2 separate regions of the Homo sapiens genome follow, and region 1 is linked to region 2. Evidence: chromatin loops called from intact Hi-C (ENCODE). Cell type or tissue: Calu3. All regions are shown on one strand. Each heading gives the region's core, and the rest is flanking DNA. Links, peaks and the distances in the headings are about the cores only. Region 1 holds the start of LOC105374970 (a long non-coding RNA gene). Region 2 holds the start of LOC124901274 (a long non-coding RNA gene).

The links. Hi-C counts contacts between places; a loop is a spot of excess contacts. Peaks named below come from ENCODE experiments on the same cell type or tissue, not always from the same donor. Only the 100,000 strongest peaks of a DNase experiment are listed, where the experiment ranks them.
Region 1: a loop joins it to region 2, with 2.2 times the contacts of the local background. A loop is called at or near these places in 3 of 110 quality-filtered maps.

The regions. Positions count from the first base shown.
Region 1 is chr6:21,818,659-21,834,322 of GRCh38, forward strand. All of the region lies in intron 4 of CASC15 (cancer susceptibility 15), which reads left to right. It overlaps LOC105374970 (a long non-coding RNA gene), which reads right to left and starts at 9,725. Exons shown (of 3, transcript XR_926573.4): 1 at 9,637-9,725; 2 at 7,589-7,732; 3 at 7,122-7,210. In Calu3, for the core only: no CTCF peak of the experiment used is centred there; a DNase peak (open chromatin) is centred at 7,583.
Region 2 is chr6:21,748,725-21,764,388 of GRCh38, forward strand. All of the region lies in intron 2 of CASC15 (cancer susceptibility 15), which reads left to right. LOC124901274 (a long non-coding RNA gene) reads left to right here and starts at 5,976. Exons shown (of 2, transcript XR_007059492.1): 1 at 5,976-6,092; 2 at 6,204-6,915. In Calu3, for the core only: no CTCF peak of the experiment used is centred there; DNase peaks (open chromatin) are centred at 6,357 and 8,897.

The DNA.
Region 1 (15,664 bases), core at 4,458-9,457, 70 kb after region 2:
TAGTACAGTGGGGTTTCACGATGTTGGCCAGGCTGGTCTCGAACCCCTGACCTCAGGTGATCCACCTGCCTTGGCCTCCCAAAGTGCTGGGATTACGGGCGTGAGCCACCGCCCCAGCCAGTGCATTCCTTGAGTTTTGACACATGCATATCCTTGTGTCCCTGGGACTCCTATCATAATATGGAACATTGCCATCACCTAGCTAGTTTTTTCTTGCTCCATCCCGTCAACCACTGCCTTACCACCTCCAAGGGCAACCTGTTTTGTGTTGTTTTGTTTTGTTTTTCTTCCCCATTGTCCATTCGATTTGCCTGTTCTAGGGCTTCGTGTAAATGAAGTCTCATAATCTCTGCTCTTTTGTAAGGCTTCTTTCATGCGTAAGCTTAAATTTAATAGTTTTTCACAATGTATTTAATGGAAGCTATATCATAAGAAGTGGTGTAGAAAAAAGAGTGGTCCTGTTTCAAAGAAGAAAGAAGGTAACATTCATTGTTATTTTGAAATGGCTAAAGTTGAAAATGTTTTTTATTGATCTATTTGCTAGTTAGAATTTTAATTGTGATAATTGTAGATTTACATCAGCTGAAGAAACAATGTAGCTTTACCTGGTCTCCCCTAGTGATAACATTTAGCAAAACTGTAGTACAATATCATAACTAGGATTGATATTGATGTAATCTACCAATCTTACTCAGATTTCCATAGTTTTACCTGTACTCATTTGCGTGTGTGTGTGTGTGTGTGTGTATACTCAGTTGTGTGCAGTTTTATCACATATATAGGTTTGTATATCTACCACTACAGTAAAGATGCTGAACTGTTACAGCATGGATCCCTCCTATTGTTTTTTTGTAGCTGTACCCAGTTTCTTCTCACCAGTCTCCTATCCTTATCCCTTGGAAACTACTTATTGGGTCTCCATTTCTAATAAACTTCATATATGTAAATAGAATCATATAGTTCATAATCTTTTGGAATTGGCTTTTTTCTTTCTTTTTTTTTTTTTCGATGGGGTCTCGCTCTATCACCCAGGCTGGTGTTCAGTGGCGCTTTCTCAGCTCACTGCAACTTCGGCCCTGCCCCAGGCTCAAGCCATTCTCCTGCCTCAGCTTCCTGAGTAGCTGGGACTATGGGCACCCATCACCACACCTGGCTAATTTTTTTTTGTATTTCTAGTAAAGATGGGGTTTTGCCATGATGGCCAGGCTGGTCTCAAACTCCTGACCTCAGATGATCCACCCACCTCGGCCTTCCAAAATGTTAGGATTACAGGCGTGAGCCACCCCACCCAGCCTATTTTTTATTTTAACCATTCTGATAGATGTGAAGGAGTATCTTATTGTAGCTTTAATTTGTGTTTCCCTGAGAGCTAATGATGTCGAACATCTTTTCTTGGCCATCCATATATCATCTTTGGTGAAGTGGCTGTTCATGTCTTTTCCCCATTTTCTAATTGAAGTTTTAAAAATCTATGTTTAAAGCCGGGCGCGGTGGCTCACGCCTGTAATCCCAGCACTTTGGGAGGCTGAGGTGGGTGGATCACCTGAGGTTGGGAGTTTGAGACCAGCCTGACCAACATGGAGAAACCCTGTCTCTACTAAAAATACAAAAAAAATTTAGCCGGGTATGGTGGCACATGTCTGTAATCCCAGCTACTTGGGAGGCTGAGGTAGGAGAATTGCTTGAACCTGGGAGGCGGAGGTTGCGGTGAGCCGAGATCGTGCCATTGCACTCCAGCCTGGGTGACAAGAGCAAAACTCCATCTCAAAAAAAAAAAAAAAAAAAAAAAAAAAATCTATGTTTAAAAGAAAGATTATGCAAAGCACAACCCCAGTAGGTATCAATAACATTTGAGAAGAGTACCTCAAAAAAGATCTCACTAGACTTGAGAGATACTATTAGATAAATAAATTGAGCCAATTGATGGGTGTAGGTAGATGCTCTGCAACAAATGGGTAAAAAGAGGAACTGTCAACTTTTTGTCGATCCCACAGTTGTCTTGTCAATAGCTTGGGCTTCCAGTTGTTCCCGCTTACCCAGGTTCTGTGCTCTTCCTCTCTTCTGCCCTAGACCTTCGATTCTTTCCATTCCTTTTCTTTTTCTTTTTTTATTTTCCAAGACGGAGTTTCACTTTTGTTGCCCGGCATGAAGTACAGTGGTGCGATCTTGGCTCACTGCAACCTCCGCCTCCTGGGTTCAGGTGATTCTCCTTCTTCAGCCTCACGAGTAGCTGGGATTACAGGCGTGCACCGCCATACCCAGCTAATTTTTACATCTTTAATAGAGACGGGTTTTCACCATGTTGGTCAGGCTGGTCTTGAACTCCTGATCTCAGGTGATCCACCTGCCCCAGCCTCCCAAAGTGCTGGGATTACAGGCATGAGCCGCTGCACCCGGCTCCATTCCTTTTCTCTGCGACAAACCTGCGTGGTGATAGGTCCACTCCCTTGACTAGTTTAATTCTGAAGCTTATTGATGGATTCCTCAAACAGATCTTGTGGACCAAATTATTCTATTTTTCTGTAGAGCCTGGCGATTTGAGATAATCTATCTGCACAGTTTTGTAGTGTTTGCTTCCATCACTCAAGAGTAAGACAATATGTCAGAGTTATCTTGATGGAGGGATAAGAGAGAGATAGTTTGGAGACAGAGCAGAAAACCTTTCTAGTGTACTTGGTAATGAGTTTACTGCAGACTGACATATAGGGGACATCAGGGCATTTGCTTAGATGATGCATTTCTGTCCAAGTAATAGGGTGCACAGGAGCCCAAGGCTTAAAGACAAAATAACCTGTATTTGTGTCCTTGTTCTGCCCTTACTTAGTGACACTGGGCAGATTACCTAACCTCTCTGAGCCTCCACTTAATTAAAATGTAGTGATACTTCCCATACTACCCACCACAGTGGGTTACTGCAAAGATCAAATGGGATAATGTAATGCACTTGTCAGTGATAAAGCTCTATACAAATGTAGAGAGTATGTTTGTAATAATTATATTCCTCCTCTCCACAAAAGCAAACACAACCTGGAAGAGAAACAGGCATTTTCATAGAATGAGGTCAAATGATCACTATAAGTTTCTTGAAGGAGAGGAAAACCCTGAAGCATTATTGTTTTCTTTTTTTCTTTTCTTTTCTTTTCTTTTTTTTTTTTTTGAGGTAGAGTCTCACTCTGTCACCCAAGCTGGAGTGCAATGGCATGGTCTCACCTCACTGCAACCTCTGCCTCCTGGGTTCAAGTGGTTCTCCCACCTCAGCCTCCCTAGTAGCTGGGACTACAGGCGTCTGCCACCACACTTGGCTAATTTTTGTATTTTTTTTTTTTTTTTAGTAGAGATGGGGTTTCACTATGTTGGCCGCGCTGGTCTCGAACTCCTGACCTCGTGATCCACCTGCCTTGGCCTCCCGAAGTGCTGGGATTACAAGCCTGAGCCACCGCGCCCGGCACATTATTGTTTTCTTAGATGTGATTTTAATTTTGTTTGCTAGGCAATAAACTGCTGAAATAATTAACCAGCAATAATTGCTCTTCAGTTAGGCTCTAATATGACCACTGAGCAGAGCATCTAAGAGACTTAAAATTGAGTTACTTTAGGTGTATACCATTCTTACCCATTTAAATTGTAGTTTTAAAGGTGGGTTATGAGTTGGCTTGCCAGTCAAAGCCTTGCTTGGGGTCGTATTTCTCTGTACTTTCATCTTTAATCATCAGCTAGATTAGTCTTCTGGTTGAGTATAGAAGCCAGAGAGACCTAGGTTTATACAAGGAGTGCTATTAACTGTGTGTGACCTTGGACCAAAGATTAGATCCCTCTCTTTATCAGTAATATGAATTCAAGTGAAATTGTTAATTTACCACCTACACTGTCAAATTATTTGGATATCTGCCTTTAAGTAGTAATGTTACAATATATAGTACACACAAGAGAATTGGTATCCTTGTCTGTAAATTGAGAAGTTCACAGAAAAGGTTGATGAAGGTCTGATCAGGGGCGAAATTGTTTTGTTCTAAAATATATCATTGGTAGCAAGCAGTTTAGGTTTGGATGAAACCAAAAGCCAGTTCGCATGTGTGTAGTTCTATACCCCAGGTCTTAGTTTGGGCAATGTACTTTTGTGACTTAGGATAATTATAAGGTCTCAAGGCTACTGTGAGGATCAGATGATACTAACTGTATGAGAAAACGCTTTGGAAATTGTAATGTTCTGTGCAAACTTTGTTGTCAGTTGTATAGACCACAGTGGAGGAGGTGGTGGTAGTAGAAAGGAAAGGATGTGTTTGTCAAGCTTGAAAACTTGTGTTTAGGAATATTTTCAGCTAGTTACTGGGCAGTGCTTGTAAAAAAAATTCTTAAAAATTTCCTTCTAGCGGGGTGCAGTGGCTCACACCTATAATCCCAGCACTTTGGGAGGCTGAGGTGGGCGGATCACCAGGTTAGGAGATCGAGACCATCCTGGCTAACACCATGAAATCCCGTCTCTCCAAAAAAATATAAAAAATTAGCCAGGCGTGATAGTGCATGCCTGTAATCCCAGCTATTCGGGAGGCTGAGGCAGGAGAATCTCTTGAACGCAGGAGGCAGAGGTTGCGGTGGGCCGAGATCACTCCATCGCACTCCAGCCTGGGTGACAGAGCGAGACTCCTTCTCAAAAAAAATTAAAAAAAAAAAAAATTCCTTCTAGACTGCATGGATCTCACACTACTCCACTCTTGGAACACACAGCCATGAATTGAATCACTGTCTACTTTACATTTTAGCAATTCAGTTTTATATGGTGACATTTACAAAATTGTCCCTTAAATCTGGGAGAGCCAATGCAATGACTTCAGATAGCACAATGGGGAGAATCTTAATGGAAACCCAGCCAATGATTAGATTAGGTGACAGGAAGGGGGTCAAATGGATTAGGGGAAAATGAGGAAGGAAGTGAGTTGAGTCATTATGCTTTTACTTACAGTATATTTTTACAATTGATTCTGTGGGTAGTATGTTGTTTAATTCATTACAGCTTTCAAGGACCAATTTTAGATTAAAAGCATGAATGATTGAAGCTCTAACCAAACTCTAATCCTAGATACTAGAAACCGATGACTTTTTAATGTCTTTTAATCTGAAATAGATTATGGCTTTTCTGTAGCTTTGGACTGTTCAAATGTTTATTTCCTTTAAAATACCAACAGCTTACTTCACCCTCTTTGCAAACTTCTAAAGGGGTTGCTTCCTGCCGTTTAATATAGGATATTGACTTTCTAAAGAGTGTGCATGTTTTAAAGAGACTTACATTAGAAATTTGATGTCTGAAGCTTGTCACTCTTTTATTAAGAATTTAAACATTGTATCTGATTACAATTACAACGCATAACCTTTGTAAAACCTTATTACTTATGTTTATCTTACTTGCATCCAATGATATGTCAATTACTATATTCAGTCATTGCCCTGAAAAATAACTCCAAGGAATTTATTAAATGGTGCTTTTTCCTTGATTTCCACATTGCGCCCTTTGTGGCTGATTTCATGTAGCCCTTTACCTGGAAGTCAGGCTTGGGAGTGATCTTGGCCAGCTCTTGTGAGTGGGGCCAGGTGAAAGGTACATTCTTCTTTCTTTCCCTCTGCGTGCTTGGCGGCTTCTGGAGCAGGTTAGCCTCACAAGTTTCTTTTGTTCTTGCTCTAAAATTTGTGGATGTTCATTAATTCCCATGTGTTTAAGCAGCCTGCAGCTTTTTCTACTGACCCATGCGTGGTGGCCACTTTGAGAGGGAAGTTAATATTATTCTCATTTTTTGATTTAGTCTATAATTTGACTAAGTCTTCGGAGTAGATTTCTCTGTCCACCCTATTTAAAATAGCAATATTGTCCCTCCAATACTTTGTCATTCTCTGTCCCTTTTACCCTGCCTTATTTTTCTTCGGAGCGCTTAAACGTATCTGATGTTATACTAAATATTTGTTTGCTGACTGGTTTACTGTTGGCCGGTCTCCTAGAATGTAAACATTGTAGGCAACAACTTTGACTCTGTTCATTCAGAAGAGCGCTCGGCCTGGCAAATACACAAGTATTTGTTGGATTAATTAATTAATTAAATTTAATGCCATGAAACACACCAATCAAGGAGATAGATCCCCCTAAGGTTAAGCTTATTCCAAATTCTAAGTTTGGTATCTTTGAAACCTTGCTCCTTTCTCTCCGGCCTCAGTAACACTATCTTTTGTTGCATGAGAAAAAAAAAACTCCCAAAGAACATTATTTTGGGAGGAAGAGAGGCAAATGAATATGGGTGTCAGGTTATCAAGTAAATATTGGAACAATTTATAGCCTATGATTGGGAATGTTTATTTTGCTTAAATGTGTATTTGGTCTGACCTTGCAGTTAGAGTTACTCAGGAAGTTGCCTAAATGTTAATGAATGTTTATGATGTGGACTATAAGCTGAAAGCACTTAAAATATAAATATTTAAGCCATATGTTAAAAAATAACCAGAGCATTTGCAGCTATTTTGGATTGTGGAGGGAAATTGCCTGATTTATTGATAGAGCTGGGAATTTGGAGTCCTGGGTTCTAGTTCCATTCCTGCTTTTGGCAGCACTTCACAAAATGTCTATGTTTAATAAATGTTTAATAGGACAATATTAATCCTTTTAAAAATAATATCTTTGTATCGCTTAGACTTTTTTTGTGCTCCAATTTCTCCAGCTTTTTTTTTTTTTTTTGAGATGGAGTCTCACTCTGTCACCCAGGCTGGAGTGCAGTGGCAGGATCTTGGCTTACTGCAAGCTCTACCTCCCGGGTTCAAGCAATTCTCTTGCCTCAGCTTCCTGAGTAGCTGGGATTGCAGGTGCATGTCACCACGCCCGGCTAACTTTTGTATTTTTAGTAGAGACGGGATTTCACCATGTTGGCCAGGCTGGTCTCAAACCCCTGACCTCAAATGATCCACCCGCCTTGGCCTCCCAAAGTGCTGGGATTACAGGCATGAGCCACCTCACCCGGCCCCAGTTTCTCCAACTTTATTGATATTTTGTTAGCTTGCTCCTCAGGGTTTTCTTTAAACAAAAAAAAAAGCCAGAAGTTTCCCACGTGTGTGTGTGTGTGTGTGTGTGTGTGTGTGTGTGTGTGTGTGTGTGTATTTGCAGGGAGTTTGATTCCGTCTTCTCATTAGTGCCGCATTAATACATTTTTCTGCCTCACATTTGTTTAAGCTTCACCTGAAAAAACAAAGTAATGTCGTACTTAAAATAGAGTATAACTGTACCTCATGTAGTAAACGTAATTTATAAAGAACCGAACTAGATGAATTTTGATGGGGAAAAGGGAATGTTGTTTCCAATGAAGGTAACCAAAGATGAGAGCTTTGTTATCCCAAGCACAGAGGCTGGACCTGGATAAATCTTGAAAGCAAGCAACTAGGCACAAACCAGGTGCCTATCGAAAGAGGTCCCTTTACCACCATTAGTGTTATCAGGGCTTTTATGTCAAACTTCTGTCTGTACTGTGCTGGGTGAATTTTTAACTGAACAGGCTTTACAATTGGAGCAATGGGGCTAAAACCACTTCAGAATTCCAGAGGCCTTACTCAGCCCCACCTCTCAGTTGGCTCTTTCCATGCACTCATCTCTCTGCGGGGCTTTCTCGAGGTGTGGTCCTGGGACCACCGGCATCCGATCACTTGTGGCACTTGTTAAAGCTGCTAATTCCTGGTTTCGACGGTAGACCTGCTGAATCAGAAACTGTTGGGGAAGAGTCTTGAAATCTTCATTTTTAACAAGCACCTATCAGGTGATTCTTAGGCACATTAAAATTTGAGAGCCTGTGATATATTCCCAGATTAGTACTGTCACATCTCTTAAGGTGGCACTTTATTTTACTTTTATTTTTTAACTTTTATTTTTATTTATTTATTTATTTTTTTGAGACCGATCATACTCTGTCTCCAAGGCTGGAGTGCAGTGGCGCGATCTTGGCTCACTGTATCCTGAGGCGATTCTCCTGCCTCAGCTCCTTGAGTAGCTCGAACTACAGGCAGGCGCCACCATGCCTGGCTAATTTTTGTATATTTAGAGAGACAGGGTTTCGCCATATTGGCCAAGCTTGTCTCAAACTACTGACCTCAGGTGATCTGCCTGCCTTGGCCTCCCAAAATGCTGGGATTACAGGTGTGAGCCGCTGCACCCAGCTGGCACTTGATTTTATATCTTTTTCTGGACTGTGCTATGCTATGAGTGGAGGGGAGAAAACTGAAATATGGAGAAAGATCTTTGTTCTCCTCCAGCTCCAGTTCCTTAATAAAGTTCATAGGAGGAACAGAGAGCCTATACACTCATTTCTTCAATGTGCCTGCTCTTTAGCGGGATATCCTATATCTACTAGATTTTAACATACTGATTTACATAAGCAAGGAACACTTCGACAGACCATTGAGAAAATCTGTGAGCTTAGCAAGAGCACGCCACTGATGCGCGTCACCGTTGGGTGAGGATGTTATCTGGCTGACCAAGCCAGATGCGTTTAATATGCAGGGTGGGTTGGGGCTAACATTTCAGTACTGAGTGACATTGAGGACTGGTTAATGTGATTGACTGATGTGGAATCTTCTCCCACACGGTATATGGTGGGTCTTACGAGAGAGTTGGGTAAAAATAGTGTGCTAAAGGTTCAAAAATGGAACATATGTGGTCAAACCTCTGTGATACTTGTTTATGAAGACTGTAAGGGTTGGAGTTTCCTGATGTGTGAAATGCAGCCCTACTAATGTAAGGGTATAGTCTGCCTGAGTTTTTCAGGAGTGGGCTCAGGGAGGATGCTTTCAAACCCTTTCGAACAGTTAGGAATTCTGGAGCTTTCAACTAGTCATGGAAAAATTGAGTTTTGTTGTACATTGAGCACCTGTGATGAGAGGGGAAAAGGCAGTTTCATTGGTTTACTTAAGTCAGCAGAGAAGGCTGCTGTGCACAGCTTCCATTGCATCATTCAAAAAGAGAGTTTGTGTGGGAACTTTGCAAGTCAGTTTCCCTGTATGAAGTGATGGAGAGAGTGATTAAGATACTGAGCTTTCTCTGTGTTCTTGCCGTTAACCATTGCCGGTTTGTGGGAGATTAAGAAGTCGATGCGTTTTATGGAGAATTAATTTATTTTGATATAGACAGATGGACGGGTCATGAAAATTTGTTGACATACTTTACTAAACTGCTACATTAGATCAAATATTCCAAAAAAAAAAAAAAAGGGGTTTGAAGAGACCCAGTGACTTACAGGGTATGCTTTTATCACTGATGTGAGAAGACATATGAACACATTGAACTTAAAACAGTAGCAAACCCAGAGCATGGCTCAGCTGTTTGCAGACCAGCAGGGCAGACACAGCTGTGCTTATACATTATGCTTGTAGGAGCTGGGGGCTGTGCTCAGTCCTCATCTCAGAACCCACCCACGACATGTGGATGCAGGGACGTCTCACAATTTTAGAAGAGATTCACAGTTTTTCTTGGGCCCAATCCTGACTTAAATTCCTATAGCTGCTTTTGGAATATACACCTCTTCTCATTCCTGTTCAAAATTTGGATTCTCTACCTATTTTGTAGGCTTGTGGGAAGGATTAAACCAGACAATATTTATAAAGTTCCCATCCACTTACCGATGCACAATAAATTCTTGGCAAAATGAGTCCCCTCCCCTCCGTGAAAAAATAAAACGTATTGATAGAGGGAAAGGAATTTGTCCAGAGATGCAAAGCACTGGTGCTGTCAGCGGCTTTCTCAGGCTTTTTCCTTCCAGCAGTTTTCACCCGAGACAACCCCAAAGTGTCCTTTTACCTTTTAGTAGGACATGCAGTTGTGAGGGAGAGTCAGGTTTTCCTTGTTTATGCTTCCATAGTTTTTACCCTGCAGACCCTGAATATTTTTGCCCTTAGAACATAAAAAGGAGAGATAATGAAGCAGCCTGTTGTCACTAAGGAATAGAACCTTTACCTGTTGTTCCCATGACAGTGTAACAATACACAGGATCAACATGTGACAAGAATCTTTTTATTCCTTGTAAACCAAGAAACGAAAAGTCATCTTATAAGCTGAGACATTTTAAGAGAACAGGCCCATGGTGTTTTCACCCCTTTGCTCTGTTGTTTTTTGGTTTTTGTTTCCAGGATGGGTAAAGAAACAGGTTATAGAGGTTTCCTGGAACACCTGTGTGAGGATCTCCCTGGATGCTGGGTGTTGGAGAGCTAACGCTGCACAGCCTGTTGGTGGGAAGAGTGAACAGACGGTTGGTTGCATGTTGATAGGAGCTGTGGACACTCTAGTAAATACAGAGCTCTCCTTAGGGGGAAAATGCTTTAGCTTTAGATGTTTTGACTTTAGATCTTATTGCTGGGGTTTCAGACTTTTAGAGAGGCACAGCTTGACTAAGATTAGCCAAAGCAGCATCTTAATTGAACGAGTGACAGCTATTGGGACAACCAGATATAATTAACTCTGATGTTTTAGAATTCCTTTTCCATTCTTTGATTGGTTCGCTTGCGTTTTGATCCTTAATGATGTGTGCTCAGTGAATTACACTAGAAGAGAAATGTCTGTGTTTATATTCAATGTTACCAGATTATTCTTTTTGTCGAGGGCCAGGGCATTTTCACCTCATGGAAAGATGGATTGGTAAGGAACAGGCTGTACTCTGCTAAGTATGTTTTCAGTAACAGCTAGTAACATCACAAATTCAGGGTCAGAATAAACTATCACAGACTAGACAAGTATTTGTGATGTTAGGAAATGGAGTAGAGTATGCAGATGGACTCATAAGATAATTAGTAAGTGAAAATGAACTTATATCAGTCTTGAAGCAAACTCACTACCTCCTTATCTGTGTGTAGTTTTTTGCATGTGATATTCCTGACTTGGGGAATAGTTGGAAATTTACCAGATTTTCATATTGTTACTTCCTTCTAATCTCTTTATTTCTATAAATTTGGAGATGATATAAAAATATGGCCTATTACTAAGAAATCAAAAGTTATGTATTGTGCCTTTCTAGTCACTTGCTCTTTGTGTCTTCTGGGTAAGTCATTTAAATTTCCTGAACCTCAGTTTTTCTCATCTGTAAAGGGGATATGCCTACTTAGTAAATTGCTATGGGATCAAATGAGATAAATGTATGTGGAAATGCCTTTGACACTCGGAAGTTCTTTATAAATAGAATTCTGTTATGCACAGAGAATGAAAGGGCAGTCTAGAGTAAGTGAAGAACATACCTGCTGCCTTTTCAAAGTCTAACCACTTACCCCCCAAATAGGTACTTGCAAAGGAATGTTTCCTCTTCCAGGCATGCACGCCTCATATCAGTCTTCCTTTACTCATCTTATCACTGCTTCTATTATTTTGGAACCTTAGGACATTAGGTGACAGACACTGTTTTATGGAGCATACTGAAGAACTGTTTGAAAAGTATCGGCTAGGCATGGTGGCTCACGCCTGTCATCCCAGCACTTTGGGAGGCTGAGGCGGGTGGATCACTTGAGGTCAGGAGTTTGAGACCAGCCTGGACAATGTGGTGAAACCCCATCTCTACTAAAAATACAAAAATTAGCTGGGTGTGGTGGCGGGCGCCTGTAATCCCAGCTACTTGTGGGGCTGAGCCAGGAGAATTGCTTGAGCCCAGGAAGTGGAGGTTGTGGTGATCCAAGATCGTGCCACTGCACTCCAACCTGGGCAAAAGAGCAAGACTCTGTCTCAAAAAGAAAAAGAAAAGAAAAGGAAAATTATTGTGGGCTCAAATAAGACTGGGTCAGTTAGTAGAAGCAAATAGAACTCCCCTCTCCTCCCTTCCCCTCCCCTCTCCTTTCTCTTTCCTTCCCTCTCCTTCCCCTGTCCTTTCTCTCTCCTTTCCCTCTCCTCTTCCTTCTTTTTTATTGAGACAGGGTCTTGCTCTGTTACCCAGGCTGTAGTGCAGGGATGTGATCTCTGCTCACTGCAGCCTTGACCTCCCAGGCTCAAGTGATCATCCCACCTCAGCCTCCTGAGTAGCTGGGCCCACAGGTGCATACCACCATGCCCAACTAATTTTTTAAAATTATTTGTAGAGACAGGATCTTGCCGTGTTGCTCAGACTGGTCTCAAACTCCTGGGCTTAAGCAGTCCTCCTGCCTTGGCCTCTCAAAGTGGTGGGATTATAGGTGTGAGCCACGGTGCCCACTCCCTTTTTTCTTTTATGTTTTTTCTGTTTTCCTCTTCCCCCACTTTTTTGAGCATATATACTAAAATTTTGCATATCAGCCCAGATTTTGAGATCAAATTGTGGGTACAAGAATTTGGATCCATTTTATCCAAAAAATGATATTTTACATTTTATTTTCAAGATAGATGAGCTGGTTTATAAACATGTATCTAATCTATTTTTTTTTTTTGGCCTTTGAAGCTTAAGAAGTTGAATAAATATCACTATGCTTATTCTGACCTTGCACCCATTATGTTTGTTGGAATCAGGTCCTCCTGCAGTTTTATTTTCATTTTTACACCTTTTTGATCATCACCACACTGCGAGTTAGTTTAGGACGGTGATTTGAAGCAATTGCTTCTGTTGAGTTTACTTGATGATCTTCCTTGCAGACACGTCCACTTACTTATCATGTAAAAATTATTTACCTATCATACATAACGACACAATCCTTGCCATAAGTGCATGCTAAGTAAGAGATTAGCATGCTGGCATTTAGAAAGGTTCCTCCCCCTTGTTCCTTTAAATGTATTTTGTTGTTCTGTGTGGCATCAAATTTATACTTGTCCTTTTCTTTTAAAGACAAGTTGTGGGAAGGAAAAGACAAGATCATAACATTAAGATTGAATGTGTTTCTCAATCTTCGCATCCTTAACTAGTTTCTTTGATGTATTCGAGTTTGCTATAAAATGTGAGGGGAGGAAGAAAGGCAACCAGTGATAATCAAAGGGGAAGAAAGATCAGGGTAGGACTCGGTGACATTTGAGGGTAAGTTTGGGAGCTGTTGCAAGAGTTATTGCTGCCTGTGACTATTTGGCCTGGCTACATGTCAGAGCCATTAACTTCAGAATAACAGAGGCTTTAAGAGAATGTACTCTTTTAGAAAACTCCTCATTAATTTAATTTATGGAAGGGGAGGGGAGTTGAGGAGCAGGGAGCGGGAAGCATGCGGTTTCACCGGTGCCTAGAGTTTAAGTTAAAAAAGAAACAAAAAAAGTACAAAAGCTGAGAATGCTGGATTATATGAAAGATTTAAAAAAATCCCCTGCTCTGTCTCTGGTGGCCTCAGAGCCTGTCCTGCTTGAGAAGGAATTGCCTCCTCAGTGATGGCTTTTGGAGCTCAACCCCTAACATGGATCCCAGCTGGGAAATCTTCAGCTCTAATTAAGCTTGGCTTGTTTTGATTCTCTTCCAGCCTTGTGGTTGAATAGCTTTGTGTATGCAGCCTTTTGCTAACAAGTTTTCCCACAGTCAGGAAAACCTTCGTCTTCAGTGTCAATCATTACCTGGAAGTCTTTGGCTGCCATCTCACAGGAAGTGGCTAACTTGTCTACATGACTCTCCCTCTTGCCCCCTGGCCTCCCCCAACAGATTTCACCATATTTTGGGAGTGGAAGGAATACAGCTATCGTTACTCATAGAAGAACGGGAAAAGACAGTGTTGTCTGGGTCCATGGAGCCACAAGAACACACCAGGATTGATCATTCCTCTTTCTCTTAATTGTCTTTTGCCTTGCCCTCCCCTGCTAGGATAGAAGAGGTAGGATAAGATGGATGGGGATGGAATTTATTAAATAAATTATTCAAAAATACTTGTTAAACCTATCTACTGTTTGCCATATGCTAAGACCCAAAGGAGGGAAGAGTGTCATCATGCCAAGTCATGGGATGGCAGTGATGGTATTGCTATGGTGCTGTGTATACAAGACCATGAGAGCAAGAGGAAGGAGCCCAGTGTGTGGCCTGGGAGGGTCAAGGGAAACTGGATTCAGGAAATGCCATTTTGGCTAAGAACTATAGAGTCAATACACATTTGCAAGGTTTTAAAGTGAAAATGGAGGCCAGGCATGGTGGCTCACGCTTGTAGTCCCAGCAATTTTTGAGGCCGAGGCGGGCGGATCACCTGAGGTCAGGAGTTCGAGACCAGCCTGGCCAACATAGTGAAACCCTGTCTCTACTAAAAATACAAAAATTAGCCGGACGTGGTGGCACGCATCTGTAATCCCAGCTACTCAGTAGGCTGAGGCAGGAGAATCACTTGGACCCAGGAGGTGGAGGTTGCAGTGAGCCGAGATTGCACCACTGCCTGGGCGACAGAGCGAGACTCTGTCTTAAAAAAACACACACACACAAAAAACTAAAATTGTTCATATGATTGGGCTGGATGCTAGATTGTTTGGGAGATGAAGTTGTACGCTCTGGGGGTGTTTTGGAAACTCATGCAATACTTTCTTTGGTCACAGTGATTGGAAGGCGCTTCTGGCATTGAATGAGCAAAGCCCAGGCAGCAGGTACGATGCAATGTACAAGATAGTTCTGCACATGAAGAATTGTCCTGTGTTTAACACGATTATTCTCAAGCGTCTCAACAGATATTTATGTAAAGTTAATTACAGAACCTGTCTATAAGAGTTTGAGCTAGAACCTAACTTTGTTTTACATATAGGTACAAAGTATTTGTTGCCAGGCTTAATGCACACTGAATTTTCCAGGAATAAAACTACTTTGTCAGTTGGGGAAAGATTGCGCATCGTTTTATGTGGACCTTTACTAAATACTGTTCACAATTTAGAGAAATTGTGTCAGCCATGGCCACACCACTTTGGAAATTTGAATGATCGATAAAACATACTGTGTGGATCTGTGTTTGGAGCTGTATTCACGGTGATTCCATGCACACAGCTACTTCATGGTGTCTTCTGTTGGCAGTTTTGTGCCAATATGTAAAAACAAAAGTTATGTTATTATCAATTCCATTCCCCCCTTTTTCTTCTATACTTAAGATATTATACTGATTTACTTTTAAAAATTATTACGCAGGTAGGTTATATACTACTTACGATTTTTATTTCAAGACAGAAAAGTGTGTTATAAAAAGGGACTTGGGATTGATAGGCTTGAAAACCCCTGCCTAGATCTCGAAGTACCTTGTATACTATTAAAAGGAGCTATGTATTTTATAGTCCTTGAAGTATACCCTTCAAACTATCTACATAAGAGTCACCTGGTGAGCATTTTCAAACTTCAGGGTCCTGGGCCCATTTTAGAACTACTGAATTCCTTGTGGGAGACTTGAATCTATCTTATGTCACCCTCTCCCCAACCTACACGTGACTTTTTTTTTTTTCTTTCTTTCTTTTTTTTTTTTTTGAGACGGAGTCTTGCTCTGTTGCCCAGGCTGGAGTGCAGTTGCATGATCTCGGCTCACTACAGCCTCTGCCTCCCGGGTCAAGCAATTCTCCTGCCTCAGCCTCCCAAGTAGCTGGGATTACAGGTGCCCGCCACTACGCCCAGCTAATTTTTTGTATTTTTAGTAGAGAGGGGGTTTCACCATGTTGGCTAGGCAGGTCTCAAACTCATGACCTCAGGTGATCTGCCCACCTCGGCCTCCCAAAGTGCTGGGATTACAGGTGTGAGCCACCATGCCTGGCCCCCAACCTACACAGGACTCTTATCCCTCT
Region 2 (15,664 bases), core at 4,444-9,443:
GTGCAAATGGCATATTTAATGCCGAAGCTGTTGCTTTAATTGGTGATGTTGAAAGTCACTTGAAACCACCCCCCTAGTCCTCAAGGGAGTTCTCAGGTTACGTGTGGGTGTACTGTGAATGCCTTTTATTTTATTGACTCACTAAATTCTTAGATTACTCTTTACCATTTGATATTGACAGACCATAAAATTCTTATGGAACCTGCTCAGTAGTGACTTATAAAGAATTATCTTGTTAATAAACTCAGCATCATTTGGAATTCAAGTTTAATTAAAATGGAAAAGTAAATGATGATGTAAAGATTTTTCCTCATTTAAACTTGTATCCTTTTATTGCCTCTCTGTCTTTTCTCTAAATTCAAAGATAGATTTTATTTGACACCCATTTTTGCAAGGTGCATTTTTACAGAATCTGTTGTAGGACTTCTTCTCATTAGCTTTTAAATTATTATTATTTTTAAATTAGAGAAGGAGTTGTGAGATAGAGTCTGAGAGAGGTAAAAATGAAAAATCTATGTTATCCAGGGATTTTAGTTTTTGGGATGCTGTTTAAAGATAATGATTGTTTATGGACTCTTTAAAGATGTTTTCTCATAAGAGTTGCCAAGTAACAGATTAGTTATCTGAGGGTGGTTTGAAAGACCTTTTGAAATTGCCTGGGTGACAATACTACCTTATGGTACTTATAAAGCTCCTTTGAAGTTGGCCTTTTATATTAGAAAACCAGAAAATATTTTTCTTTTATTAAACAGAAAACAATACATGGTTCAGAGGTTAGTATTTTTTTTTTTTAGAAAAAATTACATTGGTTATTTTTGTGATTGACTCCAATTTTTTTTTTAAATCTTTCAGCCTTTGTGGGCTACTGGATTTTTCTAAATTAAGGTTCTTAGTATAATACGTTTGGCTGCTCTTGTAAACTATAGTTACGAGGTACATACTGTTATACCTCGAAATTTGAGGCCCTCTTCTTTTTTCTCTTCTGTTTCAGACACTGTGGTACAAAACCTGCAGCCCCCAAGCTTGGTTAAGAGAATTTTGGATTGAAATAAATATTGTAGGGCATGCGGCATTCCTGCACAACCCTTGTTATACACAGTCACACTGAAAGAACAGGTTAAATGGAAGGGGCTGTCAGGGGTCAGGGCTAGAAACTCACAGAGGCAGATATTGCAGTTTGGATAAGCAGGAGTTTATGAGAGTCCTCTTCAGTCCAAGCTTATCTGAGCTCACAAAGGAGATTTACGGTCTGTTGCTCTGCAAAAGCTATTTGGGCAGGCACTTTTCTTCCCAACTAGCTTTTAAGTGCTCCTGGGGCCCTCAAGCCTATTCACTTAGGCCTCTCAGATTATGAATACATAAACCTTAATGATTTTGGAGTCCCAAAGGAAGACATATTAACTGGTACATCATCAAAACATGATGCTGCTAATAGAATGGACAAATACATCGTAGGGCATCACAAATTCACCCGTTTTCTAGTAGTGACTATAATAATAAGTTTTTGCAACCCGTAAAGAACATTTATTCTGTTCTAGCATTGATAGGATGACTGATATTGATTATAAATTTATATTCAAATAGTGGAACCAGTTGTTTGATAGACATAACCTCTGAGACCAGCAGTAATGATTTTAGTTTTTAATGGTTTGACAAAATATACAAGGCATTTGATGAATACACAAGTTGGTTATTTCAAGCATCTTGGAGCTTCAGTCTTCCCATATTCAATAGTGATGTAGACCATGCAGTCTGTTCCCCCTTTACAGGTATAATTTGTCTTTCAAAATAAAAATTGTGATTGTGATTGTTACTAACACATTGTGTCTCTTAATATTCTTTAAATACTTCAATCTTTTCAAGCAACGTTTGGCATAACCTGAATTCCACTCAAAATCCCTCAGGAGAGAATAGAAACTGTCATATGAAATTGGTTATAATAGGATTTAACCTATAGAGTTCTGATTCTTTCTTCCCTTCAATTTTTATCAAGTATTTAATTGCCCACTGGATGATTTATTTTAGAATTGGCCTACTTTTTTTTTTTTTTTTTTTTTTGGCTTCAGTGCCTGTGGGCAAATGTAAATTTGCAGCTGAATTAGCAAACCAGGGATCTCTGTGTAACTTAATAACCACAACAGGGAATCAAGTAACTGATTTCCCTCTTTTTCTAGATTGGCCATGTGTGTAAGGTGGTAGAACTAGAATTAGGAGATAAGGGGGGGTTATGAGGAAATGATTAATTTCAAATTGTTTTATTAATACAAAAAGAATGTACATTTATTGCGGAAAATACAGAAAAGTAAAAAGAAGAAAAGAAAATCCATTATTCTTCCACTCAGAGAAGTTATGTGAATGTTTTGATATCTTTTATTTCAATCTTTTACTTTTTTGAAATATTTTATGCATAAAAAGTGTACATACATTTCTGAAATAGACAGCAATAAAAGGCTGACCCATGCGTCTGCCATCCAGCATAGAACAGTCTCAATTCTGTTTTATCTTTCAATTATTCCTCCTCACCCGTACCTCAGATACAACTTTTCCCTTTTCAATTAAAGTTAATTTCTCCAAAATAAAATGTAATTTTGATAATTTCAAACACGTTTAGTCTCTTAGCATATTTTACATAAGTCAGCATCCTGACATTTTTGTTTTCCATTTTCTTGTGTTCCTTCATGATTTCGCCATATATGTGTCCCTAACTAATAATTGCTTTATTTTGCATGTTTTAAAGCTTCAAATACATGAAACTGTACTGTGTTTCTTCTATCGCCTTTTTAAAAATTAACGTTATATGTTTTGTGATGTGCGCAACTTTATACATTTATTTTCATTGCTGTATAGTACTACTGTGTATGAATGTACCTCAGTTTATCCATTTCCTGTCAGTGTACTTGTGGGTTTTGTTTTGTAGCAGATTCTGTCAGTTCCTCACCCACGTCTTTTAGCTGTTTCGTGATGCACTCATCAACCTCCAGATGCATTATCTGCATCTGTGTCTAAGCGCTCTCCTCTCCATCCCAACTACAGAAAGCCTTGCACATCACAGAAAGCCAGGAGTGCCCCTGGGGGCAGGTCTCAACCAATGACTCTGGGGAGTTGGGGTGTAAATACCGCAGCTCCCTTGGATAATTGCAGTTCCCCTAGTTTCTCTATGAGACGATGCCCCAGTGACTCACACAGTAGTTGGTTTAATGGTACACCGTTTATTGGCTGCCTTTTCTTCCCTGTCTTACTCCCCCATACCCCTACCAGTTTTTTTTGTTTATTTTTTTCTTCTAAATAAACTTAATTTTTGTCTTAGGGTCTGCTTCTGAGAGGAGCTAAACTAAGTCAAGTAGTTTGCAGTTTGGGTCATTGCAAATAATACTGCTGTGGACATTCTTGTATCCTGGTACACAGAGCAACTGGTACACAGTTTTTCTGGGATATATTCCCAAGGAGAATAACTGGATTACAGGGCATGCATATATTCCACTTCCTGAGTTGGTGCAGGCTTGTTTTTCAAGGTGGTTGGGACAAACATTCATGAGTAATGAGTAAAATATTCCTATCATTCAACACCATTGCAAACTTACCTTTGGTATTGTGTTTAGCATAGTTTCTTTTAATTTGTATTTCTGGATACTTAATGAGATTGTACATCTTTACATATATTATTGGCCATTTCTATGCAAATGAATATTTGCATTTGTCACTTCTTCTATGGTCTGTATTTTTTTTTTTTTTTTTTGAGATGAGGTCTCACTATGTTGCCCAGGATGGTCTGTTCTTGGGCTCAAGTGATCCTCCTGCCTTAGCCTTCTTAGTAGCTGGGACCACAGGCATGTGCCATTGTGTCTGGCTGTAATTTGCTTTTTTGTAGGAGCTCTTTATAAATTCTAGGTAGTAGCATTTTATGTGTCTTTTAGACATTCTCTCCAAGTTTGTGGCTTGTCAGCTCCCTTTCTTTATGAGTCATTTTTAATGAACAAACATGAAGTCAAAGCACTTAGTTTTTTTTTTTTTGAGACGGAGTCCCTCTCTGTCACCTAGGCTGGAGTGCAATGGTGCGATCTCGGCTCACTGCAACCTCCGCCTCCTGGGTTCAAGTGATTCTCCTGCCTCAGCCTCCTGAGTAGCTGGGATTATAGGTGCCTGCCACTATGCCCAGCTAATTTTTGTATTTTTAGTAGAGATGGGGTTTCACCATGTTAGTCAGGGTGGTCTTGAACTCCTGACCTCAGGTGATCCACCCGCCTCTGCCTCCCAAAGTGTTGGGATTACAGGCGTGAGCCACCACGCCCGGCACAGCACTTAGTCTTTCACAATTAAATGTGATGCTACTTGTAAGTTTTTTAGCAGTCCTTTTAACTGTAATGTTTGGATCATTTGCATTTAATGCAATTATCCAGATGGTTGGGTTTGAAATCCATTATTTTATTATTTCCTTTCTTTTTGAGAAGTGCTGGGATTACAGGTGTGAGCCACCATGCTTAGCCTATTTTATTATTTCTTTTCTCTTTTCTTTCTCCCACACACTCCTCCTCCTCCTGTTGCATTTAATACTTCATACACAGAAGCAGAACTCCAGTACATTTACATGTTAGCAGTGTTTTGTCCTGTGGACAAGGAGAGGATTCCTTCCTATATTGGAATTGCCAGCTGTGTAGTAGATAACTGGAATAAAGTGTTTCTGATGGAATGTGTTTGGATATCACTCATGTAGGAAAAGCATAGGAGCGTGCGTTTGTAATTCTGAACACATTCAGTGGGTGGCTTTGTTTGCTAATAAGGTGGTTCTTGAAATGCCACAGAAGTGGACAAATATGTTAGAAAGTCTGAAATACTTGAACATGATACCTACCTTTGAGGACTAAGTGAGACAAGTGATGAGTCGAGGCGATATCAAGGCGATAGGGGAACATCTGTGGTAGCTCACTGGGCCTATGATCGCATTCTTCTCAGGTCAGAAGTCCCATGCGAGAGACCCAAAGCCACAGCTCGCTTCATTCCTCTGACGAAGGCAAGCTTGCTGCTCAGCTCTCCTACGTTAATCTGCCAATAAGTTCTGCAAAACTCACTTGGTTTTTTAAAAAACTAATTGAACTCACACGAAAGCTTTATCAGTCAACCCTTAAGTCTTGCTGCCTTAAACAGATCAGTGTAAAAGGAGTTTTTGTAATGTTTATAGAATGAGGTTGTGTGAGGTCACTGAAATGGTGTTTGTTTTTCTTGCAGCTATTTCAGTGGCAGTTATACAAAGCTTGATATGCTTTGTTTGGGAATGTGTGATACTGTAAGCATGCCATTTTTGGTCTGTGCTAACTGAAGCAACATTTTACCCTGTGTGTAGATAGTGTGGTGTATAATCATTCCTGTGATTTTAATAACAGAATTATAATATGTGAGACCTCAAATGGGTGTTAGACATCATCCAACTTCCTCACCACAGAAAAATATATAGGCAGGAAGAAATTTTAAAAACTCGTTTCATCATGCCAGCTAGGAAATTTTGGTAGATTATGTAAAATAGAGATTCACCCACAAAATGTAATAGTAAAGTTTCAAGAATGAGAATGGCAGACGAAGTTTTAGGAGAATGTCTGTTGCTCAAGTGAGGCATTCAGTAGAAAGTAGTGGAAAATTGGTTGGGGGTCATACATCTAAGCTTAGGAGCATTATATGCAATCTTACAATATTCTCAAGGCCAAATCTCATGCATATCTTTATGCAGCCCCTGTCAGAGACTGCGTTTAAGAAAGAAGATACTTTAAAAAAATGGTTAAAATGGTTTTTTTTTTTTTTTTTTGGAGACAGAATCTCGAAGTCTTGGAGTCTCACTCTGTTGCCCAGGCTGGAGTACAGTGGCGTAATCTTGGATCACTGCAACCTCTGCCTCCCGGGTTCAAGTGATTCTTCTACCTCAGCCTCCTAAGTAGCTGGGATTACAGGTGTGTTCCACTACGTCTAGCTAATTCTTGTATTTTTAGTATTGACAGGGTTTCACTATGTTTGTCAGGCTAGTCGTGAACTCCTGACCTTGTGATCCGCCAGGCCTCCCAAAGTGCTGGGATTACAGACATGAGCCACCACACCCGGCCAAAATGGTAAATTTTTATGTTATGTATATTTTGCTACAATTAAACAAAAGCAAATGCAAATAAAGACAAAGGAGGCTGTGGATTTTCACCATTTTTTTTCTTGTTTTTTGTGTAAAGGGGAAGGCAGTTACCAACCCCTGTGGACAGGAATCGCTTTTGAAGGTAGGGCTGAGGTGATCATCAACCAAGTTGTAAAGATCAAAACTGACCAGCCTGCCGGAGACTACCTAACCCTGTTCCTGTTTCTGCCGTATCAAGTGAGGACTTTCTGTTCCCTCTGGCGATGCTACTCTGTGTGACTCATGATTCCACGTAGGCTTGAAGGAATGGTCTTTATTCAGTGCCTGTTAGGTGTGAAGCAAGGTATTAGAAATTGTATATACATTATCACATTGATGTATCACAATCATCTGCTGGAGGTGGTATTATCCCTAATTTTTAGACAAAAAAAGTGAGATTCTGAGAGGGAAAGTGTAGTCTCCAAGCTCACACGTGTAGCAGTTCAGAGAATTCAAACCCAGATCTCTGTTTTTGAACTCCTTGACCTTGTCTTTATAATGTCATTGCCTCAAATTTTGTATCCACCCAAGCTAAATGGAAGGAAGAATTTAGTACCTTAGACTTGGTATATTGTTTTTCAGGGGAAATAAGTATAAGAAATAGGATTTCGTTTGGCATGGAGTATTTCATTCATATATGAGATTTTTAGTGGGAACCCACTTGGTGCTAGACGTTGTTTGTAGGCATTGGTGAGCCATATCTCTGTGCAAGACAGGCGTAGTCCTTGCTCTCAGGGAATAATAAATTATGCCATAGCTGTGTAAACCCACTTCGTCTGCATGCAGAAATTTATTTGAAACTGAATTAAGGACAACAATCAAGCTTTTAACTATTTCTCTGTTACTTTCATCACCATCAGCTGTGGTCCGGTTTAGCGGAAGCAAAATAGACAAATTCAGTAAAATGTCTTTCTGTGGAGAACTCCCAAAATGAATACGCTGAGCCGGGCACGGTGGCTCATGCCTGTATTCCCAGCACTTTGGGAGGCCGAAGCCGGCTGATCACGAGGTCAGCAGTTCGAGACCAGCCTGGCCAACATGGTGAAACCCCATCTCTACTAAAAATACAAAAATTAGCCAGGTGTGGTGGCACGCACCTGTAATCCCAGCTACTCGGAAGGCTGGGGCAGGAGAATCTCTTGAACCCGGGAGGCAGAGGTTGCAGTGAACTGAGATCGTGCCACTGAACTCCAGCCTGGGCGACAGGGTGAGACTCCGTCTCAAAAAATAAATAAATAAAAATAAAAATAAATACACTGAGTCTCATGATCTGAGAGAGTTAATGTTCTGTAAAGTTGCTGTGAACACTGAATTAGCAAATACTGAACCATTGCTCCTAGGGAAAATACAGGGTTAGGTTCCTGAGAGCCTCTGGCTGCAAGATTTTCATCAATGAACACATATGCTTATTTTATGTGTTTTATTTAGCATGTATTTTATTTAATATGTTTTATTTGTATTTTAAAATATATTTACATTTAGATTTGATACATATATTTAATATATGTGTAATTTAATGTATATTATTGGTTCATTAACATTAAACTCATGGCTAATAGTGCTACAACTCATGCCTAAGTGAAGCTTAGCAAACACGTGCCTTTTCTCTGCAAGGTACATCACAGACTTCTTGCGCTTAGTAACACTAGATATTAATAGCATTTCAGCCCTCCATCTGGGGGGCATTGCAAACAGTGAAATCACCAACAAAAAGCATAAAAATGCAAAGAACATGGCATTAAAAATGACACTTGTTTACATGATTGAAGCTGAAACAAGAAGGCAGCGTGTCACCTTGTTCAGCGTCAGCTGGGAATGTGTGTTGGGCAACTTAGAACTTTCACTGCTCTGTGCATGTTTGAGAAAGCAGGAAAGCACCATGCATATTGATTTTGGGGTTACACGTAAATTTCTGCAAGTTAGGTGAATTTGCAAATACAGAATCTGTAAACAGTAAGGTTTGACTCTATTAATGTCAATAATAAAACATAATGAGAAAAATATGAGATATTGCAATACACAGAATTCAAATAGGGCAATGGGAAGGTGCCTGGGGCGGGTGCTACAGATTGGGAGGTCAGCTGAGGTGTCTCTGAAGAGGTTTCATCTAAACTGAGATCTGGATTACAAGGAGGAGCCTGTCCTGTGAAGATCAGGGGGAAGGGCATTTGAGGTGGGAGTGAGTACAGGCAGGGCAAAGGCTCCAAGACAGAATGAGTTTGGTGTGAGGAAACCCAAAGAGACCACTGTGGCTGCCAGAAATGGAGAGCTTTGGAGGCAAGTACAGGCCTGGTCACTAGGGCCTTGTCGGCTGGAGTGGGGGTAAGGATTTGTGCTCAGTGAGTGATTCTTGCTATATTTCTCCGTAAATGTTGCGGCATTTTTTTCATTTTCCCTGCCACACTTCCTAAGTGGAGGTGTTGCTTTTTACTTCTTTGCTCTTTTTTGGTGTCCTAGACACAGTAGCCCCTATATGTGCTGAGTGACACCAAGCTTTCGGCTTCTGGTGCTGTAACCTTTCCTTCCTTCTGTGACCATTGTGAATGAGGATGGAGTATGAATGGGTGATATCATGAGAGAGAGTCTGCATTGTATTGTATTGGTGTGGTGGGGGTGCTGAGGGGTAGGGAAGCAGGAAGAGGCAATGTGTACAGGAATAAAAGTTACTTAAATGCTCCAGGTCTGAGTTTTCTTAGTTGATGATTAGCTATGTCTATCAGGAAACAAAGGGTCGTCACCCAGGCTGGAGTGCAATGGCGCAATCTCGGCTCACTGCAACCTCCGCCTCCCAGGTGATTCTCCTGCGTCAGCCTCCCGAGTAGCTGGGATTACAGGCGCATGCCACCGCACCCGGCTAATTTTTTTGTATTTTTAGTAGAGACAGGGTTTCACCCTGTTGACCAGGCTGGTCTCGAACTCCTGACCTCAGGTGATCCACTCACCTCGGCCTCCCAAAGTGCCGGAATTACAGGCATGAGCCACTGTGCCCGTCCTGGTCCTTGATAATTCTTTTCTTTTTTTTTTTTTTTGAGACGGAGTCTCACTCTGTTGCCCAGGCTGGAGTGCAGTGGCACAGTCTTGGCTCACTGCAAGCTCCGCCTCCCGGGTTCACGCTATTATCCTGCCTCAGCCTCCTGCGTAGCTGGGACTACAGGCGCCCGCCACCATGCCCGGCTAATTTTTTTGTTTTTTTGTTTTTTTTTTTTTAGTAGAGATAGGGTTTCACCTTGTTAGCCAAGATGGTCTCGATCTCCTGACCTCGTGATCCGCCCACCTCGGCCTCCCAAAGTGCTGGGATTACAGGCGTGAGCCACCGCGCCCGGCAATTCTATTTTTTTTTTTTTTTTTTTTTTTTAAGACGGAGTCTCATTCTGTCGCCCAGGCTGGAGTGTAGTGGCGCAATCTCGGCTCACGGCAAGCTCCTCCCGGGTTCACGCCATTCCACTGCCTCAGTCTCCCAGGTAGCTGGGACTACAGGCGCCCACCACCACGCCCGGCTAATTTTTTTGTATTTTTTTTTTAGGAGAGACGGGGTTTCACCGTGTTAGCCAGGATGGTCTCAATCTCCTGACCTCGTGATCCGCCCACCTCGGCCTCCCAAAGTGCTGGGATTACAGGCGTGAGCCACCATGCCTGGTCCTATATTCCTTTTCATTCCTGTCGAGGTAAGCTTTTAGTAAATGGATTTCATTCCACCCTTTCCTTCTGGTAAGAAGCAAGGACTGAGGATGATAGAACTTGTAAATGTTTGAATTTCATAGTACACGGTTTATGTGTTGGATTTGTCAGGTGTCCTTCAGCGTTATTTGGTGAAGGTGGGCAAATTAAATTTGCCTTTTTCAATATCCTCTGAATTTTTAATGAGCTGCTATATGTCTTGTCACTTTTTCTGCCCATAGCTATTGTTTTCAGCATAACTGTGTTCTGTAATTCTTTTTTCTCTGCAATAGTAATTTATTTATTTTACTTTTCAAGATGGCTTCCATTTGTGTTATGCAAGTTTTAGATTTTGTACAATATAGAGTGTATAAGACACCTTTTTTTTTTTTTTAAACTGAAGAGCTATGGAATCTAGTATACCCAGTGATATAGCTATGACACATTTATCTAAGAAGGAATATGTTACCACAAAGACAGTTTCTTTCTTTTGGAGAAATTTTCAAATGCATCAGTGCTTTAAAAAAATCACCATTTTGGTATCCATATGTGAGGGTGAGTGATTTTTTCAGAGAGAAAAAATGTGTTCCAAATAGATATCAGTTGATTTCTTTAATCGTAAGTTTTATATTAATGCGTCTTTTTTTTTTTTTTTTTTTTTTTTTTTTGAGACGGCCAGGCCAGAGTGCAATGCCGCGATCTTGGCTCACTGCAACCTCCGCCTCCCGTGTTAAAGAGATTCTCCTGTCTCAGCCTCCTGAGTAGCTGGGGTTACAGGCATGCGCCACCACGCCCGGCTAATTTTGTATTTTTAGTAGAGACAGGGTTTCTCCATGTTGGTCATGCTGGTCTCGAACTCCCAACCTCAGGTGATCCGCTTGCCTCGGCCTCTGAAAGTGCCGGGATTACTGGTGTGAGCCACTGCACCCGGCCTATGAGCCTTTTTAAAAATAAACAAGCTGACTGTTTTTACCAAACGCTATGAAAATACAATTATAAGCTATTCTGTCAATTAGGAATTAGAGGTTCTTAGACCATAGCTCTGAGAGCACACTAAGTCCTCATGCTAAAATTTATTTTAAACATAATTAAGAACAGAGGTGGTTTTAAACCACTTCCCTGCTAACTTTTTTTTTTTTAGACAGGGTCTTATTACTCTGTTGCCCAGGCTGGATGCAATGGTGCGCTCATAGCTCACTGCAGCCTCAAATTCCCTGGTTCAAGCAATCTTCCTGCCTCCGTCTCCTGAGTAGCTGGGACTACAGGCACACACCCCCATACCCAGCTAATTTTTTTGATATCTAGTAAAGACAGGATCTTGCTATGTTGCCTAGGCTGGTCTTGAGCTCCTGGGGTCAAAGGATCCTTCTGTCTCGGCCTCGCAAAGAGCTGGGATTACAGGTATGAGCCACCACGCCCGGTACTTCTAGTTTTTGACATCATCAACTATGGTTGAGTTATGCAGAATCAGATAATAGACTAATTTAGCAAATAATCTTTTTAAAAATTACTTTTAGAGAACTCTAAAAATGTAGGTACTTTAAAATATTTTACTCTAGTCAAAATTTTCTCTTTTGGCACAAACACTATAATTTCCAAAATCAAGGTTTTGGAAAACCTTGATTGTTTTGTACCTTGGTTTTCAACTCCAGAAGAAAAAGTCTAGTCCCTGCTAAAACAAGAATCAGCAAGTTGATGAGCTGGGTGTCTTTGTAAACAACTCCACACTTTCAGGATTAAGAAAACAAGTCTCATATGCTGGGCATAGCTTGGGATCGTGGACTAGATAGGAAACTGTGGCTTTAGCCTTGCCACACTGCCACACACTACCTGCTGAACACAACACAACAATTTAGATTGAGAAAATGTGAATACACCTCCAGTGACTGGAAATACATCTCAATATACAAGTAACTTTATAAGCACATGCGAAGTTTATTATCTTTATGTGCATGAAAGCTTCTGTTATCAGTTTATCAAATATTACATCTTTGACAAAAATGCGTATACATTTGTCACTATGATAGTAAGGCATGCAAACTGCACTAGTACGGAGTTGTTTTGGTTTTGCTTTTTTAGAAAACTCTGATGTTCAGGTGGGGGTGATTTGCGACCTTATAGCAAATGCACAAAGAAAAATCACATGTAGCTTTTAGGAGTTTCAGTTTGGGGATCTAAAGGAGCCTACTTAAAAGGAGGTTGCGTGGAGCTAAATTAATCCTTATTTTTATATTATACACACATATTCATGATAGGAACATGTCTATCTCAGTGACAACATCTCTTGCCACACTCATATTTATATCATATCTTTATCCTTCCTGCTGTATGTCCCAGAATGCAATTGTTGACCTCACTTTTTTTATTAAATTTTTTAAAATTTAATTTTTACTTTTTTTTTCCTCTGTGACTCTAGCCAAGGAAAATCAAGCTAATTAACATGTACATTACTGAGAGGTGACAGCGTGCTGGCGGCCCTCACAGCCCTCGCTAGCTCTCGGCGCCTCCTCTGCCTGGGCTCCCACTTTGGCGGCACTTGAGGAGCCCTTCAGCCCGCCGCTGCACTGTGGGAGCCCTTTCCTGGCCTGGCTGAGGCCAGAGCCGGCCCTCTCAGCTCGCGGGGAGGTGTGGAGGGAGAGGCGCGGGCAGGAACTGGAGCTGCGTGCGGTGCTTGCGGGCCAGCGCGAGTTCCAGGTGGGTGTGGGCTCGGCGGGCCCTGCACTTGGAGCGCCTGACCGGCCCTGGGGCCCCGGGCAATGAGGGACTTAGCACCCGGGCCAGCGGCTGTGGAGGGTGTGCTGGGTCCCCCAGCAGTGCCAGCCCACCAGCGCTGTGCTTGATTTCTCACCGGGCCTTAGCTGCCTCCCCGTGGGGCAGGGCTCGGGACATGCAGCCCGCTATGACTGAGCCTATCCCCCCACTCCCCGTGGGCTCCTGTGCCGCCCGAGCCTCCCCGACGAACGCTGCTCCCGGCTCCACGGCGCCCAGTCCCATCGACCACCCAAGGGCTGAGGAGTGCGGGCCCACGGCACTGGGACTGGCAGGCAGCTCCACCTGTGGCCCGGTGCGGGATCCACTGGGTGAAGCCAGCTGGGCTCCTGACTGGTGAGGACTTGGAGAACCTTTATGTCTAGCTAGGGGATTGTAAATATACCAATCGGCACTCCGCATCTAGCTCAAAGTTTGTAAACACACCAATCAGCACCCTGTGTCTAGCTCAGGGTTTGTGAATGCACCAATCCACACTCTATATCTAGCTACTCTGGTGGGGACTTGGAGAACCTTTGTGTCCATTCTCTGTATCTAGCTAATCTAGTGGGGTCGTGGAGAACCTTTGTGTCTAGCTCAGGGATTGTAAACGCACCAATCAGCACCCTGTGAAAACAGACCACTCGGCTCTCTGTAAAATGGACCAATCAGCAGGATGTGGGTGGGGCCAGATAAGAGAATAAAAGCAGGCTGCCCGAGCCAGTAGTGGCAATCTTCTCGGGTCCCGTTCCACAATGTGGAGGCTTTGTTCTTTAGCTCCACAATGTGGAAGCTTTGTTCTTTAGCTCTTTGCAATAAATCTTGCTACTGCTCACTCTTTTGGTCTACACTGCTTTTATGGGCTGTAACACTTACTGCAAAGGTCGGCAGCTTCACTCCTGAGCCAGTGAGAACACGAACCCACCGGGAGGAACGAACAACTCCAGATGCGCCGCCTTAAGAACTGTAACACTTACCGTGAAGGTCCACAGTTTCACTCCTGAGCCAGTGAGACCACGAACCCCACCAGGAGGAAGAAATTCCGAACACACCCGAACGTCAGAAGGAGCAAACTCCGGACATGCTGCCTTTAAGAACTGTGAAGCTTACCGCGAGGGTCCGCGGCTTCGTTCTTGAAGTCAGTGAGACCAAGAACCCACCAATTCCGGACATATTACCTCACATAGTTAACTTTTTGGGGAGTGAAAACATTTATTTAAAAAGATTTGGCCGAGCTCGGTGGCTCACGCCTGTAATCCCAGCACTTTTGGAGGCAGAGGTGGGTGGATCACGAGGTTAGGAGATGGAGACCATCCTGGCTGACATGGTGAAACCTCGTCTCTACTAAAAATACAAAAAATTAGCCGGGCTTGGTGGGGGGCGACGGTAGTCCCAGCTACTGTGGAGGCTGAGGCAGGAGAATGGCGTGAACCCGGGAGGCGGAGCTTGCAGTGAGCCGAAATAGCGCCATTGCACTCCAGCCTGGGCCAGATCTCATTTTCAAATGGTATGGTGTGCCCTCATTTATTTTTTTTCATTCATTCATTCATTCATTCATTCATTCATTCATGATGTTTTGGCTGAATGCCTGGTATGTGTGGTAAGGAGAGAAAGGAAAAAAGCAAGTCATAATTGCTTCATTCAGAAACTATGGAACCCGGATTCGAATGGGGAGACAACTCTTGGATACTTGTAGAGTTAAGAATAAAAGTTTAGGATTCAGGGCCAGAATAATAACAGTAACAGTTAATTCGACAGGAATTTCTCAAAAGGGGTACTCAGGGTGAGGAGGCACTTTCAGGGAGTAAGGTATAACTTAGGTTCATCCTGGAATGATGGGTAGGAATCAATAGCTAGAAGCGAGGTAGCATTAAAACTGAATTCTGGCAGAATGCTGCAGTTTCGTATAAGAAAAGACTTGTTTTAAATAAAATACTTCACAGAAGGTAGGCAGACATTAGAAGTAAGATTCTTTTTCTTCTTTTTTTTTTCAAGATAGAGTCCCACTCTGTCACCCAGGCTGGAGTGCAGTGGCATGATCTGGGCTCACTGCAACCTCCGCCTCCCAGATTCAAGCAATTCTCGTGCTTCAGTCTCCCACCTGCTTGGACTGCAGGTGCCACCACGACTGGCTTTTTTTTTTTTTTTAAGTTGGAGTCTCACTCTGTTGACCAGGCTGGAGTGCAATGGCAGGATCTCGGCTCACTAAACTCTGCCTCCCGGGGTGGTTCAAGAGATTCTCATGCCTCAGTCTCCCAAGTAGCTGGGACTATAGGTGCATGCCACCATGCCTGGCTGATTTTTGTATTTTTAGTGGAGACGGGGTTTTGCCACGTTGGCCAGGCTGGTCTCGAACTCCTGACCTCAGATGATCTGCCCACTTCGGCCTCCCAAACTGCTGGGATTCGGGCATGAGCCATCTTGCCCGGCCTAATTTTTGTAGTTTTAGTAGAGACAGTGTTTCCCCATGTTGGCCAGGCTGGTCTTGAACTCCTGAGCTCAAGTGATCCGCCCACCTTAGCTTCCCAAAGTGCTGGGATTACAGTTGTGAGCCACTGCACCTGGCCCAAGGTTTTTTTTTTTGAAGTAAAATTATTTTATATATATATGTGTGTGTGTGTGTGTTTAATTAGAGAAAGAAGTAAAGAAGGAATGATCAATGATGTTGGTATAGTGTAAAATGATCCAGCATAATTTATTCACTAAATATTGGCAAAAGATTATATATTAGCTTTTCAGATGGGTGGTTATTGTTCTGATAATGATGAATAAGTGTCTAAAAATTGTTGCCTAGTAAGAGCAAAAATAGGAATAACAGGAATTTTTTTTTTTTTTTTTTTGAGACGGAGGCTCACTCTGTCGCCCAGGCTGGAGTGCAGTGGCACCATCTTGGCTCGCAGCAGCCTCCACCTTCCTGGTTTAAATGATTCTCCTGCCTCAGCCTCCAGAGTAGCTGGGATTACAGGTGCCCACCATCACGCCGGCTAATTTTTGTACATTTAGTGGAGATGGGGTTTTACCATGTTGGCCAGGCTGGTCTTGTACTCCTGACCTCAGGTGATCTGCCTACCTCAGCCTCCCAAAGTGTTGGGATTACAGGCATTAGCCACCTCG